Regions from separate parts of the Mus musculus genome. Here regions 1 and 2 are each linked to region 3. The links are chromatin loops, found by intact Hi-C in ENCODE. Cell type or tissue: left cerebral cortex. All regions are shown on one strand.

Region 1 (5,000 bases), 190 kb before region 3:
GGCCACAGTGTGATGGCAATAGTTCCTCAGATGAGGCTCCGTCTTTACCCAGCCGTGTCAGGTTGACAGCCAAAATTGGCCATCGTGCAGGTAATTTGTTGACCCCATGATCCCAGGAGATGTGCTGTGCAGTTCTGGGGCCCCTGGCTTCTCCACAGACCTCTCTGGATCCCGGAAGACGGGCCGTCCTCCAGAGGCATCAGGACCTGCAGATGGGGAAAGACTTTGCCCCTGTCTTCTTTGAGGAGTGGGGGTTGGAGAATGGGGGTGGGTATCTGAGCCCCGTAGAGGGCATAGGAACAGGCCAGGGAGAGAGAGCAGTGTCTGAGGCATGCCCGGAAACCCCTCTCCTCCTCTGTAGCCTGGGAGGGTCACGGGTGCCTGGTCAGACACACCTGAAGCCCATCTATCAGTGGGGCCGGCTCTGAGCTCCACTGCTGATAGAACTCCAGGCCCTCCTGGCTCTTGCTCCACCGCAAGGGGCAGAAAGGTTTGGGTGCCCAGGAGCCTGTCCTCTATTCTGTCCTCTCTCCCCATAGCGTGTTGAGGAGACGTGAGACGGGCTGCTGCAGTCCTGACCTGACTCCTCCTCCCCAGATCACAGAGCAGCAGAGCCTGGACCTGGCTGTGGCCCTAGAGCCCAACGCCACCTTCCTGAAGAAGGCCCTGCAAGCAGCGCTGAGACATGTGACCCACTGACCATACACAAGGACACACCGCCCTGACTGCTTGTCTCAGAACACACAGCCATCTCAGGAGTCAGCTGCCTCTGCCCAACACCCCAGGCTCTGCAGGGGCCATATTGACTCCACAAGGAGCAGAGAGGAGGCCTTGGGTACCACTCCTGACAACATCAGGATACAGGGGCTGTGGAGGATGAGTGGGAGGTGGGCAGAAAAGCTGGCCTTTCAGTGTGAGCCTTTTGTGCTCAGGTATATGTTGTGACCTCCTCTGTTTTGTTTGTTTCTGAACTGAGTAATTTTGTAACAGTTTTAATAAAAAGAAGACAGTCCATCCAGGCTTGGTGGCTCAGCCCTGTCATCCCAGCCCTCAGGCAGAGCCAGGAGAATCAGGAATTCAAGGTCATCTTCAACCGCACAGGAGTTCAAGGCCAGCCTAAGCTATGTGAGAGAGACCCTGTCTCAAATAAGTTTGTGGGTGTGGCTGAGATGGCTGGAGGTGGGGGCAGGAGAGTCCCCCAAAGCTACAGGGCCAGCTTAGCCGGAGACAAAATGGAAGGCAGGGACTGGCACCTGAGGTTGACCTCTGACCCGTGTGTGTGTGTGTGTGTGTGTGTGTGTGTGTGTGTGTGTGTGTGTTGGCATGTTTGCAACCCAGAGTGCTCAAGCATGCACAGCACAAATGTGTACAAACATATGCATGTCAGATACAAAGAACTTCCAAACAAGCACTTGTATTCTTAGGCTACTTTCCCAGAACCCCCTTTACTCCCTCACCTGCCCCCACCCCTCCCATCACAGCAGGTCTGTCAGAGCTGCCTGATGAGTGTCAAGGACTACACTGAGGGCAAGGGTGGGCTTGGGACCCATAACTTTTGTTTTCATGCTGAGCCGGAGTCTTAGGCCTGCTAGAACTCTGAACTCTGTCTTCAGCTGCAGCAAAGGTTTGGACTGGGATCTGAGGGATGTCTAACCCACCATGGGCTGAAAAGACACAGGGTGCCTGCTGCAGACCTGTGTGACATCTGTATTTCCACAGCACCTCACTCAAAAAATATTTAGCACACAGCTGGGCACGGTGGCACACACCTTTAATCCTGGAACTCAGGAGATCGAGGCAGGCAGATCTCTAATTTCAAGGCCAGCCTGGTTTACAGAGCGAATTCCAAGAGAGTCGGGGCTATGCCAAGAAACAAAAATTTGCCAAACTGATGTGACTGAATTAGCCTGAGAAAGTTCATGACAGCATCCTCCTACCTTAGCCCTGCAGTGGGTGGGGAACTGAGGTTTCTGGGTGCTTCTGAGTCCCTGTTCCAGGGAGGCAAGGAGGTCAGTCCAGTGAGAAGGTCTGGCTTTTGAGAACAAGCTGAATCTGACTACAGAAGCAAGGGGAACAATGTCTAAGAGACAGACGTCAGCCGCTCACCATGTTGATGGCCTTTAGAGTGTGGATGGCACTTGCAGCTTCAACCTGCCTGCTCTGCTCTGACCCTGTGGGAACCTGCTTCATCCTGCCTGCTGTTTGCTGTGTGTGTGCTCAGGCGAGATGAGCTATTCGTAGGTCTGCTCCCTGGAAATGGTGGGTGCTGGCTACATCTGTGATTTGTTCCCAGAGAGGGTGACATGCCTCCAAATGAGTCACTCCAGATCTGGAGGCTCCCTGCAAACGCTCCTTGACCCGGCGCCTCTCTATTAACTGCGAAGACCGGGGTCAAGTAACAAGAACGACTTTGTTTGAAATGCCAACTAATTGAGACAGGACAGGGGCATTTGTCCAAAGTCCACCTTGCCCGGAGGCTGAATCAGGGGCGGTTTATACAGATGGCCAGGATAGACTGGTGGGCGCCTCCTCCCAGGTGGAGGCTTAGGCTTAAGCCAGGCACATCTGATCCTAATCTAGTCACAAGGCGCTTTCCCGTTCTGCAGATCTCAGCAAGGGTCATTTCCTCAAGCTATTCCTGTCATCCATGCCTCTGCCCACATGCGGTGGCCGGACCATTGCACAATGCACGGCTAGAGGGGGCGGCTGCCCAGTGGCTCTGCGGGGCTCATCACCAAATTAGGCGATGACGGAGACCGGTTCTGCCGGGGACTGGAAGTCATGGGGCAGGCAGAAGATAGAAAGCAGGGAGAAATCCAATCCCAGGGCCCGGCTTCAGCCCTTGTCCCAATGCAGGACTGCCTGCTGCTCCTAGAGCGGTTCTCACGGTGCAGCCGCGTGGTGGCGCCCCCCCAGCGGCCGCAAACTGCAGCGCCTCTCCGGCTTGGCTGAGCGCGGAACGTGCCCGTAACGGGCAACTCTCGCGAGAACGCGGGCTCTATTTGAGCGCATGCGCAAAGCGCTCTGCCTTCTTTCCGGTTTCCGCGGCAGCCGCAGCCATGAGGTAAGTTGTTATCGTGGCGCTATCCGCCGCCATCCGTGCACCCACACGCCCGCGGACGCCCCGCGGCCCGTCTCGGAGGCTCTCCCGGCGACTGCCCCGCGTCGCGAGCCTTTCCCCAGCGTGCCGTGGGCCTGTCATCGGGCCCGGGGTGCAGCATGGCCGGCCCCGAACGCCTTCGCTTCTCCCCAACAGCAGCAAAGTCTCACGCGACACCCTGTACGAGGCGGTGCGGGAAGTCCTGCACGGGAACCAGCGCAAGCGCCGCAAGTGAGCGCGGGCCTCCCTCCCGGGGCAGGGCGAGCATCCCCGGCCATGGCGACCCTGGCTCACAGCTCCCCTCTCGCTCAGGTTTCTGGAGACGGTGGAGCTGCAGATCAGCCTGAAGAACTACGACCCTCAGAAGGACAAACGTTTCTCGGGCACCGTCAGGTTGGCACCGCTCTAACCCCACCCAGCCCTCAGTGTTCCCGTGTGGCCTGGCCGCGCCCTAGGCGGGCACGGGGACACTGACGTGCCAGGGTAGTTCAGGAGCCCTGCTGCAGGCAGGCAGGCTGGACGGACCCCCACCCTGGGTCTTAAAACAAGAGGGGAGGCGTGGGGAGGCCTCGGCCGAGCCCGCCGCCTAGCCTGAGAAGCCAGGCTAGTGTTGCCCAGAGCTCCGGGTAAGGCTTGCCGCTCCCTGCCATGCGTTCAGATCTAGCGGGATGGCCAGCGCCGACCATGACCTGTTCTGTTTTCTCCCCTCCCAAACGCAGGCTCAAGTCCACCCCACGCCCCAAGTTCTCGGTGTGCGTTCTGGGGGACCAGCAGCACTGTGATGAAGCCAAGGCCGTGGATATCCCCCACATGGACATCGAGGCGCTCAAGAAGCTTAACAAAAACAAGAAGTTGGTCAAGAAGCTGGGTAGGTGGGGCTCACTAGGGCTGAACACAACCCATGACCCCCTGCCCAGGAGTGGCAGCACACATTGGGCTTCACAACCAGTTAGAAAATGCCCCACAGGCTGGTCTGATACTCCCCTCTCGCCAGTGTGTGCAGTTGACTCATAGCCAGCTATTGGTTTGGGTTTCAAGTCTTTTCAGTTAACAACCTATCGAGGGAGGGGTCACAAGTGTCTCCCACGTGTTAGCCTCCATGGTAGCCCCTGTCTCCGCATACATTTTGGGAATAGTTATCCACTGTGAGCTAGGCAGTTGTCATGCCTGCTTTTATAGATAGAAGGTTTCTCCATCTGTCTTAAGATTTGGAGTAATACTGAGTCTTACTGATGTTGCCAGCCTGGGGTCTAAGGTTATCCTCTAGAAGTGCTCAGGACTGTGCCCTGTCACTGAGCTGTGTTCTCAGGTGACATTATGGTTCCCAGGCCTGCTTGAGGCTTCTCAGATAGCTGGCCTTGGTCCACCTTTGACAGATAATGAGACAGCTTTTTTCTTAAGATTTTATTTTATGTATATGAGCAGGCTGATGAGAGCCTCAGATCCCATTACAGGTGGCTGTGAGCCACCATGTGGCTGCTGGAAATTGAACTCAGGACCTCTGGAAGGCAGCACTCTTAACTGCTGAGCCATCTCTCCAGTCCATAGTTTGAGGCAATTTAAATGCAGGCTTACAGTGAATCCAAGGGGTGGGGGCCATCACAGCCCCTCAGTTCTATGCAGCACACCAGGGATTGTGGGACATCCTGGTCTAAGACCTCTGTGAGGACTTGAGGGTGGAGCTACTCAGCAGTCATGGGTCTGAGGAGGCAACTTGGCCTTCTCGTTGTAAAGGATGGGTTGGTTGTTTAAAATGTTTTGTTTTGTTTTTTTTTTTTTTTGGTGGTTTTTGTTTGTTTGGTTGGTTTTTTTGGTTTTTTTGGTTTTTTTTTTTTTTTTTGGCTCAATCCTGAGTGTCTGTGTCTTCTAGCTAAGAAGTACGATGCCTTTTTGGCCTCTG
Region 2 (5,000 bases), 100 kb before region 3:
TCCAATTACAACTTACTCTACTTTTACTATCTGATCTCAACAGTCTGTTAAAAGCCCTCAAAGTCTATGACTGTTTCGTCCTGGAAACTAGCTTCAAAGCTAATTCCACATTAATTAATTAATCATCTGAGCGGATCACCATTAGTCTAGGCCTGAGAAATGAGAGAAAATTTGGAAGATAAACAGCCGTAAGCTATACATCAGGACCTCAGAGTCGCACTAAAGCTAGGAAAGACACCATCTTGGCTGCTCTTACTGCTGTCAAGTCAAATCCTAAGTCAGTTCCTACAAGACAAAGGCTACAGCAGCCTAGCTCTCAGATGTCGCCTACTGTCTCTTGTTTTATAGCCATACTCATTTATATGATGACTTCTATATATTATATTAACTTTTGGAATGTTCTAGATAAAACAGCTAACTTACAGCCCCCCCCCCCCACTTTTAGTGCACATACAACAGGAAAAACAAAAAACAAAACCAAGGCAGGCTGCATACAGCACAGAGGCACCCAGCTGGGTGGCAGCAGATGCAGTCAACAGCATCTTCTAGTTTAAACAAAGAATTAACCATATTGTAAAGTGTGAGCATCAGAGGCTTGGGCACACCCTGAGGCTTATGGGGTTCTCTGTGGAGAAGAGGTGGTGTCTCCTGGTTCTTAGGTTAGGTGTCTAAGCTGAGCCTGACTTGGGCCTGTAGGCCCAGGTCTTCAGACAGCCATAGCCTACCTAAGGATGAGAGGTAAAGGGAGAGGCAGGGAAAGAAGTGTAGCTTGGTGCTAGGGACCTGCCTAACAGGTACAGAGCCTGAGCTCCGTCCCAACAACCACAATAAATAAATATACATGGAAGAACCAATCAAACAAAACTATAAGTTCATGTAACTACTGTTTTTAAATTTGTCCAGATAACTGAATTTAGACTAATGGATGGTGCTGTCCGTGAGTGCAGGAACTCCTGCCGAGCCACGGAAGCAGCTCTTTGGTACTGAGATTTATCAGTCTGGGCACTGCCAACTGAACAGACTTTCGAGGGAAGAGAACTGAGGTCTACTGTCACACCATCACCTTCCTCCCTACAATGGAGTGCCTTCAGCACGGAGGAAATTATAACTACATTTGTTGTGGCTTTTGGTTGATCAAATCTGAATGTGTTTTCAAAACAGGAAATCCAGACTTCTGCAAAGGATCCCCAATCAGTTTCCTGATTTGCAGAGTGGAATGTCTTACCTCTATGTACAAGCTTATCTACATAATATATAAAAGTGTAATTAAAAATCTTAAGTGTGTGGGGAGGGGGGCTGTTGCGGTAAATTTCTCTAACCCAAATATGCTCCGGCAATGAAAACACAACTCAATTAATATGAATACATGATGTGTGCCTAGTTTGGGCAGATCTACCGCTACACTGCCATCTTCTCCATCTAAGAGATCCCTTAGAACTTGCGGTTTCGGGTGGGTGCGTATGGGGGACTTTTGGTATAGCATTGGAAACGTAAATGAGCTAAATACCTAATAAAAAGTGGAAAAAAAAAAAGAACTTGCGGTTTCTCCAGACCATGTGCTTCTACTCCGCTTTTCTTCTTTCTCCTCCTCTGCATCCTCTCTCTCTCCCATTTTCTCCTTCTTCTCTTCTCACCTTCCTCTCCACCTTCCCTTTATCTGCCCAATCATCAGCTCTCCTTTATTTTACAAATTAAGGTGGGAAGCAGGTTTACAGGAAATCACCTGAGTGCTGACTCATTCCTTGTTCTAAACTACTCACAGGAGAACAGAATTAACAAATATAATTAGCCCCAGGGCTATCCACAACAGGGGGCTGGAGAGAGGGCTCAGCAGACTGACTGACTGCTCTTCCAGAGGTCCTGAGTTCAATTCCCAGCAACCACAGGGTGGTTCACAACCATCTGTAATGGGATCCCATACCCTCTTCTGGTGTGTCTGAAAACAGCTGCATATAATAAATAAATCTTAAAAAAACAAAACAAAACCAAAGACCTAAGTGAGATTCCCAGAGTCTGTAAAAAATTTCAGACATTCTCTTTCCGTGTGCTAAGCATCGCTGTGTGCAGGAAAGATGAATGAATGTCAGAAGAAAGCAAAAAGTAACCAGAAAGTCAGGATGTGACAAAGGCAGAGCAGGAAGGCAATTGCTGGGGCTGGAGACAGTGGGGAAGAGAACCTGCTGCTTGTGCCACAGAGCTGGGGTTCCATTCCTAGCATCTGTATGGAAGCCAGTAACTGTAATAACTGTCTGTGCCTCCAGCTCCTGGGGTCTAATGCCCTCTTCTGGCTTCCATGGGCACTGCATGGATACATTCAGACAAAAAAAGATATACACATAAAAATCTAAAAAGGAAAAAAAAAGGTTTTATTAATTTACATACGTGTGTGTTTGACTATATGCTATGCATGTACAGGTGCCCACAGAGGTCAGAAGAGGGCATCAGAGCCCTAGAACATGGAGTTACGTGGATTTTTTAAGTTGTCCAATTGTGTCTGGAAAATCAGCAGCTAGCCCAAGGTTGCCTGCACCTGATGTCCCAATCTTATTACCTGGGCGTCAGTGGTAGAAGAGGGGAATCATTTCTTCTCACTCTACGTGCACACTTACATACATAATAATACAAATTAGAGATCTTAGGTGACATTCCCGATTCCTCACACATACATGCATGCACCAATCACTTCAGGACATGATGGAATGTTAAGTCAGGAAAAATGAAGGGTCAGAGCTGGTAAACACAGCCCATGATTGTCTCCATGTACATGGAGAAAGGTCACCACAGGCTGGATTGTTTGGCTTCTGAACACTGGTGTGACAAGTCCTGCAAGGTTGCTGACGAGAGCTCGCAGCACCAGGGCCCTGGCAGGCCTCTGCACAGTAAGGACTTGCTCTGAGCGGATCCATGCAGAGGCGCCCGGTTCCTAGTAATCCCACTTCCCCTGCTCTGACTCTGGAAGACCTGTGGGTGCTTTTGACTTTGTATTCCATAGCACAAATACTCATTTCATAAATATTTAATACAAGCCACCATGACTCACTCGGGAGCTCAGCCTCTAGGGCTCAGGAGGTCTGCTGCTAATCTCATCCAGCATGATTTACAGGAAGCAAATGATCTACAATGGTCTCCAAGTGAACACAAGTGCACACAGGAGGCTTTTCTTAGGGATTTTTTTTTTTTTTTTTTTGGTAAAGAGAAACAAACAAGTTTAAAACTGGCAATATTTTCTCTTGACTTAAAAGTCTATGTAACCTGTAAGGGGGGTACTCCAACAAACCCCACAAAGTCAAAGCAAACCAAACTAGCCAAGTTCAGCTGTGCAATCCAGAGTGTAAGCACATCAAGTGAGTCTGGTCACTGCAGACATCACTTAAACTGAGCTCTGACTTATTGTTCTCTTACTGCCCTAGAGCAATTTTGTTTTGAAGAGCACAGAACACCCTGTTCTGAATGTGGCTGGCACATGAACTCGATGTGCTGACAGCAATTTGTTCTCCGATTAAAATGGGGGTGGGGAGCATACAGCAGTAACAAAAACTGAAATGTGAGAACCCCAAAACTGTACAGCTTGTATTTCAGGAAGCAAAACTGAGGAAGAGGCTGCAACTTTTTAAAAAAAGTGCTGTAAATGCCCCAGCCTAAGATGTGAGCTCGGTGAGCGCCTGCTTTCCCTTTTCTAATTATAGTAGCTGGTGTCTGATAGCTCTGCACTCGTCCCCAAAGACTGGGTGATGGGCTCTGAACGGCAGTGTTGTAATGGCATCACTACTAGGAAAGACTGGTCATCTGGCTAGCAGAACCCAGGGTGGGACCAGTCAATGACACTGGGCAAGGGTTCCCAGGAGAGTGGATGTTATTATGCCCCAAGAAGGCAAGCCGGGACTCTTGTAAAGCAGCGAGGTACATTAACCACTGACCACAAGGACATCATTCCTGTCAGGCATGGTGCTCAGACTCCCCCCACACAGCCTCCCTTCCTGCTCTAACTCAGGGGAAGGGTGCACTGCGAGCCAGACCCTAGCCCAGGGCAGGCGCGGGTCCTGACTACTGGAATGGCTTTTATGATCTTAACTGCTCTTCCTTTTACAACAGCAGAGGACTTGAGCACACCTCAACATTAGCCAGTGTCATTCTGCCGCCTAACAACTCTGTCTGTGGTCTCTCCTCCGTTGGTGAGATGATCCTGGCTAGCCTGAAACTGCTAGCAGAAGCGAAGCATTCCAAAGCTAAGTGTAGTGGCGTCTGGCAAGCAGAGGCAAGAGGATCCCAGCCTGTTTGAGAGCAGCTAGGGCTTCATAAAGAGCTGGGAGGTTGAGAGCTACCTGGTGAGACCTGTTCTCAAGCAAACACACATAGCAGCAACAACAACAGGGAGTTTTAAGTACTGAGGAGCTTGGTGATAGGACTCAGAGTAGAGTGCTTACTCCGCACTCTTGAAGCACGAGGTATGAGTCCCAGACCCACACAAAGTAAATAACTAAGAGTTTAGAGTGGGCATAGTGGCACGGGCACTTTGGGGGATTATCACTCAACTCAAGAGGCAGAGAGAGGCAAGAGGACCAGTATTTCAAGGCCAGCCTTAGTGACAGGAGACCTTGTCTCTGAAGAAAACAAAGGGGCTGGACAGATGGCTTGGCTGTTAGCACTTGTTGCTCTTGTAGAGAGGGCCTGGGTTCAGTTCCTAGCAGCCACAAGTGGCTCACAACTACCTATCACTCCAGTTCCAGAGGATAGGATGCCCTCTTCTGCCCTCCTCAGGCACCAGTCATACATATGGTACACAGACATACACGCAGGTAAAGCATGCATAAGCATACAACTGATTTTTTTTTTTAATTGTAAAAGAGAAAAAAGAAGACAGGCGCTACATTAAAGCATTTGAACAGAGCTGGCATTTCATTCATTCATCTGTTCATAGGCAAGCAGTGCATTACGTGTGGGTGTGGAGATGAACTCAGGGAACAACATACAGGGTTATTCCTCACATTAGTAGGGAGGTG
Region 3 (5,000 bases):
TTTTATTTTTGTTTGTTTGGTTTTTTTTTTTTTTTTTGAGACGAGACAGGGTTTCTCTGTATAGCCCTGGTTGTCCTAGAACTCACTCTGTAGACCAGGCTGGCCTCGAACTCAGAAATCCACCTGCCTCTGCCTCCCAAGTGTTGGGATTAAAGGCATGCGCCACCACTGCCCGGCTACTTATAATTTTTAAAAATTAAATTACTGGGTGTTCCCAGCCTCCTCTCCTCTCTAACACCAGCACTGCCTCTCCCTTGCTTGCCAAGAAAGAAGGGGGGATAAGCAAAGAGGTGCCCTCTGTGGTGGTAAAGCCCCCAAGAAACAGCTGGCTACAAAAGCTACTCCCAAGATTGTGCCCTCTACTGGAGAGGTGAAGAACATCATCATTACAGGCCTGGTTGGTATCTGGAGCTGGTCGGAAGCAAATGAAGTCCATCTAGTTGGCCTTTTTAAAGACACCCACCTATGTGCTATCCAAGTCAAACTTGTAACAATTGTGCCAAAAGAGAGCCAGGTGGTGTGCTGTATATGCAGAGAACATGCTCGCCTTTAATCCTGGCATTGAAGAGGGTTCTCTCTGATGTCAGTGTTGGATCTGTCACCAAACATCAGGTTCTCCTCTCCACTTTTGCTTCATTTGTTCTATTTATTTGTTTGTTTGTTTGTTTTGAGACAGGGTTTCTGTGTATGGCCCTGGCTGTCCTGGAACTCACTCTGTGGACCAGGCTGGCCTCGAACTCAGAAATCCGCCTGCCTCTGCCTCCTAAGTGCTGGGATTGATTAAAGGCATGCAGCACCACTGCCCAGCTCTTTTTTTTTTTTTTTTTCTTTTCATTACTTTTCCCAGCCCCTTCTCTCCAGCACCATAAATGCCACCTTTGGCCCAAATGGTCCTGCTTCCTAACCCAGGCTTTTCCTGGCTCCTTCCAAACACCATTTACTGTGTATGTTATCACCTTCAGCCAAACACACTGGGTACACTGGGTGCTACCCTGTGTGTTCCCAGAGCAAAGGCTGGGGGTTTGTCCTTGTCAATTCCAGCCTACAGGACTGAGCACAGCCCTGCCGCACTGGGAGAGGACATCAGATGTTCTCAAGTGACCCAGCCACCCATTTGATTCAACAATTCCCCTCACCTTCCTCTTACTCTCCCTCTCCTCAGTTGGTATGTCCAGTCCCACCCAGCGTAGCACCTCCCTAATGCTCTCCCAGGTCGTCTTCTTTAAACATATACCGTGTACTGTACCTATTTAGTGAGTGTGGATGCAGGTGTAACATGGCTGAAGGTGGGAGTCACAAGACAACTTACAGAAATAGATTCTTTTTGCCATGTGGGTCCTCAAGACATCAGACTTAGCAGCAAGCACCTTTACCTACTGGAGCTGTCTTGCTGGCCCTTTGTCCCTATTTCTCACTCACCTCAGACTCCTCAGAGATTGGAGGAAGGAGCCGCTGACATTAAAGTTACCCTCAGGGAGTTTGTGCTAAGCTTCAAACACTTGGGGGCACAGAGTGAAAAGATAGCAGCTGCTGACATACCTGCTCCTGTGGTACAGCGCCACAGACAGGGGCAGAAGGCGCAGGGGAGGGGCTGTGGACATGAATAAATTGGTACAATGCTTGCCAAACATGGAGAAACATGAAGGAGACCCCAGCTCCCTCCATCCATGAGGTGGGGTGGGGATGTGAGGTACACACCTGTTATCCCAGCATTCCGGAGATAGAGGCAGGAAGATCAGATGTTTAAGGCTATTCTTGGCTAAATAGAAAATTTGAGATCAGCCTGGGCTAGAGATCTTGTCAAAAAAAAAAAAAAAAAAAAAAAAAAGCCTTTGTATGGCTGAGCCACTAGTTAGGTGTTCTTTGCAGGAACAGTCTCTGTCTCTGTCTCTGTCTCTGTCTCTCTCTCTCTCTCACACACACACACACACACACACACAGGTACTGTGATCCTACAGTCACCTCCCACCTCCTGACCTACCTGGGAATGCACCTTCCACGGGAGAGGCTCTGACAATCTCAACTCTATTTTGATCCTTTTAAACAGCCTCCAACCTGTTCTAGGTTTTATTGCTTAATTATGTTCTGTGGTATCCTCACCCCACCCCCACCCCCCACCCCCGTTTCCCTGTAGGCTGTAAACTCCTTCATGACTGGGTTAGGGGCAGGATTGTTCTTTGATACCATTTAATTATAGTCTAAAAATGAAGCCAGGCTTCATACCCACAGGCTTGGGTCCCAACCTGGTTCCAACACTTAGCTATCTGGCTTAGGGTCCTGGTTCCAACACTTAGCTATCGGGCTTAGGGTCCTCTGAGAGCTCAGACTCAGTTCCTAGGCTGTAAAAGGCACCAGAAATACAACAGGGCAAAGATCACAAGACCTAAAATGCTGGGAAGGAGTTGGTACGTGGTGAGCATGGAACACTTTGTCCTCCTTCCCTGAATAGCTGAGACCTTCCATGAATTAGAGAACCAAGTCTTCACTGATTAGTGCTCGCTCTGGGGTACTTGACAAGAGAAAGGAGACACTGAATAATTACATAGCGCAGTGGATAAAGGTGCCGCCAAGCCTGACATGAGTTGGGGTCTCACAAGGTAGAAGACGAGAACCAACTCCCACAAATTGCCTGCCCTCATATCTCCAGATGCACGTTATAGCACATGAGCCCCAGCCCCCTACAGTAAATTTAATAAAAAGGCATTACATCTATCCCAGGATCATATCCTGGGTGCATGGCCACTCCACCCGGCTTAGTGACAACCTGTGAACCGCAGACTTGGTGAGAGAAAAACAGTCCCTAAGAATGGCGCCAAGCATAAATATCTGTTGAATCAAAAATCAAGCGAGTCAATAAAAAAGCAAAGACAGAAACGTCCCACCCCGCCGAGCCCCCAGCCCAGCCGCACCCTGTCCTGGAGCCCTATTAAGCCATAGTCCCCAAAGTCCGCTTGTCTACAGCCCCGCCTCCGATTGCCTTGGAAACAGTGACGTTAATCGAGGGGGTGTGGCCTCTCTCCATCCTCTCAAACGTTGTGAGCCGCGCCTTAGCACAACCTGGAGGGGAAGATGAGGTTAAGGTTGCTGGGTACTCCCCCGTTCCTTAGGCCGGAGATAGCTAAGCACACCGGTCTGCGCCCACGAGAGAGCCCACCTTGCGCTTGCCCTTGGCAATTTAGCGTAAGATCGCGAGAGTGCGGGCCTGGGTCCCCGGGAACCGCCCCTGGCGATTTAGGGGGCTTCTGGAGACTGCAGGCTTGGGTCCTCGGAAGACCACCATACTCTCCACCCTCGACGTTGTCCTGGTGGGCGCAGTCCTGCGCCTACCCGGGCACCCCAGACTCGCTGCGCGCCCTAGGCGCGGGCGGGAAGGGGTTAAGCAAGGTGCTGGCTCGGGGCGCGGCTCACGGCGCGTGTGGAGGAGGGGAGCGGGGAAGAAAGTGAGAGCGGGGGCGGGGGACCCGAGCGAAAGAACATCCTGTGCCGCCGCCGGATGCGAGAGGCGGGGGCGCGGGGGAAGCTGGGCGATGCGCTCCGCCCCGCGCTCCTCCTCCCGGGCGCTGCCCGCTCCCGCGCTTCGTACTGCTTCTTCTGGTCCCCACGCCTTCGCGGGTCATGAGCTTGCCAGAGGGGCCCCTCAGCTCGAGTTCCCCGGCAGGGGTAAGCGCGGGGAGTATGGGATCCGCTGTGAGGAACGGGCGCCCCCCTCACCCCCCAAGCTTTTTCCGCTGCACACTGATGGCGAGCTGTCCCCTGCGCAGCGCTAGGATCGGCACCTTCTCTGAGCCAGTCCTGCTGCCAGTACTTTCAGGACTAACACAGAAAAGCTGGTTGTGGAATTCGAAGCCCTCACACTCCTGGGATTAGAACCGGAATCGGTCGGGCCGCAGGGGGCTTTTCACTGGGAATAGCGAAGACTCAAATCCCTTAGCTGATAAGGCTCGGGAGAGAGGCCTCTCGGAAGTCATGATAGGCGCTTGCCGACACAGTTCGATCCCCAGGTCGCACAAGGTGAAAGGCGAGAGCCACCGATTTACATAAATTGCCCTCTGACCTCCATACATGTGCCTTGGACACCCATGCTTGGGGAAGCCAGGTATGGTGGCTTTGAACCCAGCACTCAAGAGGCAGACGCAAGAAGATCTCTAGTTGAGGCCGAGCTCTTGGACTACTACATAGACTGGGGAAAAAAAAAGTTAAAAAAAAATATGGGGGTGGAGGGAGCTAGCTATCTAGGCAATGCTCTTTACTTGATCCAATCAGAAAAGAGCCTCACCAGCAGATACAATGGCGCTATTAATGTCAGCTTTTCAAAATACAGGCTTAGCACCAAACTGCTATGTAATGATGACCTTGAACTTCTGACCACCCATACCTCTACCTCCGGAGAGTGCGGGCAGGGCATGGGGGGCGAGGTTACAGAAGTGCAGCACAGCCGGGTGTATAGCAGACCCTCAACACCACCTGGAGCCCTAAGGACGCTGAAACACCCGTGGCCCACGCTTGGTTGAGGAGAATGAGGAAGTGGCTTTGGAGTTCCACGGGTGGATGATGGGCCTTAGGGGCAGCAGCTCAGCGAAGTGGGCTCAGGGTATGTACCCTGGTTTGTCGCTAGTGGAGGCATTGAAGAGGTCTAGGCTTGCCTCCTGCGCTTGAACCTCGTGGATCCTCATCATGACCGGTCAGTATGTGTCATGCTGCTTAATGCGCAGGTTCAGCCTCCACAGGCAGCTCCACGCGGCGGATCTCCATCCACGTCCCTTTCCACGGTGGACAATGTCAGCTAAACTGACCTGCAAGGAAGCCCTGGATGATACCAACCCCAGAAGTTGAAAAGCTACCACGGGGTGGGTGCTAGGGCGGGCTGTGACTTTGTTGGTAGGGCCCTTCAGTGCATGTGGCCAGCCCTGAGTTCAGTCTCCAGCGCCAAATAAAGCAGACACAACGCACTCAGGAAGATGGTGGACATGGTGCTGGGAATTCAGGGTCATCATCAACTC

What was found. Hi-C counts contacts between places; a loop is a spot of excess contacts. Peaks named below come from ENCODE experiments on the same cell type or tissue, not always from the same donor. Only the 100,000 strongest peaks of a DNase experiment are listed, where the experiment ranks them.
Region 1: it touches region 3 in a loop (4-fold over the local background); 6 of 42 quality-filtered maps call a loop at or near these places.
Region 2: a loop joins it to region 3, with 5 times the contacts of the local background. A loop is called at or near these places in 9 of 42 quality-filtered maps.

The regions. Positions count from the first base shown.
Region 1 is chr17:28,325,555-28,330,554 of GRCm38, forward strand. It overlaps Fance (Fanconi anemia, complementation group E), which reads left to right. Exons shown (of 10, transcript NM_001163819.1): 10 at 598-1,020. The coding sequence ends at 699. It overlaps Rpl10a (ribosomal protein L10A), which reads left to right and starts at 2,917. Exons shown (of 6, transcript NM_011287.2): 1 at 2,917-3,064; 2 at 3,257-3,331; 3 at 3,413-3,493; 4 at 3,820-3,968; 5 at 4,971-5,000. The coding sequence starts at 3,060. In left cerebral cortex, a CTCF peak has its summit at 2,913; DNase peaks (open chromatin) are centred at 1,647, 1,942, 2,315 and 2,992; H3K4me3 peaks cover 1,915 bases; H3K27ac peaks cover 2,225 bases.
Region 2 is chr17:28,416,888-28,421,887 of GRCm38, forward strand. The region is part of intron 5 of Fkbp5 (FK506 binding protein 5); the gene reads right to left. Among named protein-coding and RNA genes, the nearest start is that of Gm22146, 27 kb to the right of the region's middle. In left cerebral cortex, a CTCF peak has its summit at 2,285 (motif pointing left); DNase peaks (open chromatin) are centred at 2,339, 3,501 and 3,666; H3K27ac peaks cover 782 bases.
Region 3 is chr17:28,519,707-28,524,706 of GRCm38, forward strand. E230001N04Rik (a long non-coding RNA gene) reads left to right here and starts at 2,950. Exons shown (of 2, transcript XR_385504.4): 1 at 2,950-3,660; 2 at 4,713-5,000. In left cerebral cortex, a CTCF peak has its summit at 374 (motif pointing left); DNase peaks (open chromatin) are centred at 427, 2,357, 3,005, 3,507 and 1 more place; H3K4me3 peaks cover 1,681 bases; H3K27ac peaks cover 2,354 bases.